Linked DNA regions of Mus musculus: region 1 is linked to region 2. A link is a loop called in an ENCODE intact Hi-C map of the cell type or tissue named here. Cell type or tissue: heart. All regions are shown on one strand.

The links. A loop is a pair of places that touch in the nucleus more often than their neighbours do. Peaks named below come from ENCODE experiments on the same cell type or tissue, not always from the same donor. Only the 100,000 strongest peaks of a DNase experiment are listed, where the experiment ranks them.
Region 1: a loop joins it to region 2, with 2.8 times the contacts of the local background. A loop is called at or near these places in 19 of 42 quality-filtered maps.

Annotation. Positions count from the first base shown.
Region 1 is chr1:87,784,368-87,786,867 of GRCm38, reverse strand. Atg16l1 (autophagy related 16-like 1 (S. cerevisiae)) reads right to left here. Exons shown (of 18, transcript NM_029846.4): 13 at 872-992; 14 at 522-627. It also overlaps Scarna6. Among named protein-coding and RNA genes, the nearest start is that of Sag, 18 kb to the left of the region's middle. In heart, no CTCF peak of the experiment used is centred here; DNase peaks (open chromatin) are centred at 407 and 937.
Region 2 is chr1:87,921,461-87,923,960 of GRCm38, reverse strand. Dgkd (diacylglycerol kinase, delta) reads right to left here. Exons shown (of 30, transcript NM_177646.3): 10 at 2,280-2,388. Among named protein-coding and RNA genes, the nearest start is that of Gm19582, 68 kb to the right of the region's middle. In heart, a CTCF peak has its summit at 1,092 (motif pointing right); no DNase peak of the experiment used is centred here.

The DNA of each region.
Region 1 (2,500 bases), 140 kb after region 2:
CACACTACACAAAGCCATCGCTTTCTTCTCTTACCACACACAGCTCGAACATCAAGCATCCCAAGTGGCTTGTAAAGCAGGTGGACATCTGATGTCCACTCACCCCATCTCATTGGCACATGCACCCCTTACTGTCAGCTGCACCAAGCTGTTCTGGGTGGGCCTGTCTTTCAGTGACTTTCTGTCTCATAAAGTCCATTGGCTTCTCCAGACTAATTCCTGTCTCCACTACAGGAACATCCCACGGTGCTCATTGCTTATACTGTCTTCCCTGTTTCATCTTAATCTGCCTGAAGGTGGGAGCGAGCATCTTCTCATCTTACAGCTGGCAGAGCATCTGGTACACAGTAAATGACGCTGGACCCAGAAGACTACTTTGTATAAAGAATAGCACAGCCCAGACCCAGCTGTCCTGGAGCTCTGCCAGTCCCCGAGTGTGAGGACAGCCCCACACAAAGCATGCTCGCAGCTCTTTATATGTTCTCTCACCAGCCTCCCACCAAGCTCTTAAGGCATCATACCGGATATCCCAGAAACGAATTTTCTTGTCAAAATGTCCACTCATTACACATTGTTCAGTGCAAACAATGTCATTGCAGCTGGATCCTGCAAACACTGTTTTTATGCCTGAAAGAAAACCAAACACCATCAATCAAAGGCAACCACATGACTGGAACATATATAATATAGCTACTACACTCTTGACCACCAAGCCCCCAAAATCACAAAATGAAATGAGACCTCAAGCAGAAAACAACCCTCACTACCCCAGCGCTCCTCAGACTGAAAGGAACCGGGGTTCTAACTGCTGTGGAGCATCACCTCACCGCTATTCTCTACATAAACACACAGAGAGACTGCATTTCCTCACAGACTTTGCTGCGGAGATCCCAGAGTTTGAGGGTCCGGTCGTGACTTCCTGAGACAATCCGTGCATTGTCCAGCAGGAACTTGGCAGAGAGGACTTTCCCGCTGTGGCCTGTGAGTGTGTGCTACAAGAGAGGACAGAGCCAGGGTGAGACTTGGGATTACATACTGCCTTCCTAGAGGAGCTCCAGAGTCAGTCTCAGCAGGCCCTGAAATCTTCACAGAAAGTCAGAGAAAAGAAAGATGGCACAAGGAGCACACCTTCACTGACTCAGACTCAATCAAAGAAGCCACATTTCTGAACCAAGGAGGTGCATCTTTTTGGCATCTTCTAGAAGCTATTTCTGGGTGCTGCCAAGAGATGAGGTATTGCTTTAACTTGATCGTGAATGGCACCCAAAGACTAATGTGTTCAGGCTTGGCCTCTAGTCTGTGGCCCAGCGGGAAGATAACACAATGAATATACTTCCCTCACCCCAAGATCGGGGCCCTGGACTTTCCTGTTTTGCTCTCTGACTCTCCCCATGAGGCAAACAGGTTCCTCAGATACACGATGCAATGTGCCATCACAAGCTAAGCTTCTGAAACCCGAGTTGAGCTGCTGATGTCAACTATTTTGTTCTGTCTTACTTAGGTCTGTCACAAGTGATAGAAAGCTGCATGACACAGGAACCAAGACCACAAAGATAAAGGCAGGTATTACATACACAGTCCCAGTACTTGAATTCCTGGAATCTGTAAACTCAAAATCAGCCTGGGCAACACAGTAAGACTTTGGGATATAGCTCAGTGGTGGAGCACTGTCTAGCACATACAAGGCTCTAGACCCCAGCACTGGAAGGGGTCAAGGCAATCTTCTACTAAAGAGAAATACAAACCCAACCTTAGAAACAGCACTGAATTCTGTAAAGCCTTGAAATCCAAAAAAGCAGAGAGGAGGAAGCAGGAGGAGGATGTTTTAAAAGCTCTTGCCTCCGGCTCTCCAGTGCTGGGATTAACAGGTGTACCGCACCACGTCTAACTCAAAGTAACAAAGACAGGACTTTCTTTTATTCATGCCACTGAAAGTCAGTCTGTACTTAAAGTGAGAAAAGACAGGGCCACTGCAGGCATAATTTACAAAAGGAAGCATCAGAATTCCATATACACAATTAGATGCTATGGGGTGTTTAAAATAAGAGGTCTCAGCTTAAAATGTCAGATCATAGCCAAGGACGCCAGCACTCCCAACAACCAAATCCCTTGTGACCAAGCTGTTGGATGCCAACCAGTGCCTTCTCTGGACTTGTCAGGGAAGACAGAATGGAGACATCACTGCATGTCAGCTACTGTGTTTGCCCATGATAGCACTACTAGAGCATGATGGGAGAGAGGTAAGCAGCTGGGGATGTAGGCTGCTGGGAGGCGACCTCGGAAGTCAGACCTTTTACTATTCATCACTGACCTCTTTCCAAGGTAGGCTTTTTCCCTCCCTCCGTCCCTCCCTCCCTCCCTCCCTCCCTCCCTCCCTCCCTCCCTCCCTCCCTCCCTCTCTCTTTCTTTCTTTCTTTTTTTGAGAAAAGATCTCATTATGTGGAAGGAAACAGCCACCTTCTGAGGGCTAGGATTAAAGGCATGTGCAAACATGCCTGAC
Region 2 (2,500 bases):
TGATTTGAAGTATGTGGCCTGTACCTTCTCAGTAGAGCCCACTAGAGGGGACAGATGGGCTTTGTGATCACCAGCAGATACCAGGATCCCCAGCCCTTCCTCACTTATTCAACATGTCTTGGCAATCAAACCTTGCTGGTTTCTATAACCCCTCCCTTCCCAAAGACACTGAAATACTCAGACCTAAAGAGTCAATCTATAACTCCTCAAACATCTCTCTACCCTACTGTACATCTCACTCATTGATGCCACACCACTAAAAGTCACCCCCCCCCACCCCCCAACTTATAGGTCCTATCAGAAGCCATGCTAAGGCTGTCTGAACATACAAGACCTAGTCTGTGTCCTGTATTTACCTGTAAGGTAGTGGTTTCCTAAATTGCCCCTAGCCCTGCTATCTCCTCCTAGACTTAACAGAGGGCAAAAGTAAGGGAAGAAGGCAGAACAGAGAAGGAAGGGGCAAATATGGGGTCTAGTAAAGTCTGCTGTCAGCAGGGAGGACCAAGGGTTATAACTGTCCTAGGGAGGGTTACTCTCAGCAGCCTATGGATGGCCCAGACTAAGGAAGATACAAGAAGGCTGGGATCATGTGGGCAAGCCAGCAACTAGCTTGAAGTAGGGAAAAAGGAAGACGAAGATATCAGGAATAGTTGGGGGCTTCTCCTTGGGTCTTGAATGCATGAAGACTTTCGGGCAAAGTAGGAGCTGAGTGAAAAGCAAGGTTGGAAACCTGCAACATTACAATACCCAGAAACCCCAGAGTGTCCCCCAAATTGGCATGGCATCAAACTCCAGTGAGTCACAAGCTTTCCCCATAGGAAAAGTGTGAAAGATGAGAGTGGGACCCATGAAGTTTGACCATATAGCATGTACTAGAGGCCAGGGGAAGAAACACTACCCCATAGAGGGCTGGGGAAGCTAGGGGTGCAGGAGAGAGTACACAGAGCTCCAAGAAGCACAAAGAAGCCATAGGAGACAAGTGTTTACAGAACTTGACTGAGTACCAGAACCACATTCATAGCATTTCTGCAAGCCAAACAAACATTCAGCTCAAAAGCCAATCAACAAAACTGTAACTATAGTCCCACCACTGGGGGGTGCTGAAGCTTTTCCTAGAGTTATGGTGTGGCTATCAGTAAACCCTGGACCGTCTCTTCTCCAGACAATACACAAATTATGATTGGTGAGTAAAACTAGACAATGAACACAAAATCACTGAAAACTAAAGAACAACAACAACAAAAAATCATAAAGAAAATAAAAATGATAAGCCAGAAAACTAGGGAAATATGTTTGTTTTGTTTTGTTGTGTTGTTGTCATTTCAAGACCGTATTCCTCTGTGTAGCCCTGGCTATCCTGGAACTCTGTAGACCAGGCTGACTTGGAATTCACAGAGATCCACCTGCCTCTCTGTCTCCTAAGCGTTGGGCTTAAAAGCACGCGCCACCACCGCCTGGCAGGAAAAAAGCTGATCTTTACTGACAGACGTAAAAACCATGAGCAGGGGATTGGTTTAAAACAGCATTCCAATAAGGCTGCCCTTGACGTTACTGTAAAATGAACACTTTCTGTTTACACACCTGAGCAAGACAAGGCAAGGCAAGGTCCCATGTCACCTGGAATGTGAACTGGAGCATCCCTGACAAGTGCAATTTGGCACTAAAAATTTAAATAAGGGGCTCCTCAAAAGAGAAGATTCCATAATGTGAACAGGATTTCTGCAAGGTTGTCACAGTCCTCGAGCTCCTGCATGAGGGGAAAAGTGCTAACTCAGGTCCTCCCACTACATCCCATGGAAAACTGCCACTCTGAGCTGTTCCTGGAGCAGAATACGGAAATCCACACATACTGCTATTTCAACAGTTCAGTAACCAACTAGCAGGCTGCATTTTGACACAATCTGAGTGACGGCTATGACAGTAGGCACAACGGCTAATTGCCAAAAAGAAGGACTGAGGGTAAAAAAATCAATGAACACAGGAAGAAATCAGGATAATATATCTTTATTTTAGTGTTAAAAACTAGGCAATTAGGTTCAATGAACTGCAACTCAAACTTTATAGAGGTTGAAGATTCTTCCTCTCCTCTTAAGACAGAGGCATCTAGCAATTAGGTACATCACCTCCCAGGAAAGAGGTGGCGCTTAGGGGACTACAGCCCCCATACTCATCCCCCACATGGAGCCTGATGCCAAGTTGTTTTTACAGCTCCCTTAACCTACATGATTTTCCCATTCATCCATCACAGTGGGGTGCCCCTCAACACCTGTTTGTAGTACCTGTTTGTGAAGGTTGAGGCTATCGATTTCAGAGAGGACCCAGCCAACACTGCCATCCCCGCCACAAACCAGAATCCGGAAGGTGTCAAACTTCTGAAATAACCGTAAGCTGTAGAAGAATGGGAAGCCAGGGAAATGAGTGCACTTTAAAAGACAAATGACGGGTTTCTCTGTCCTACACTGAGGGGACACCCTGTTCCATGTGGCTAAGCCCAGATATG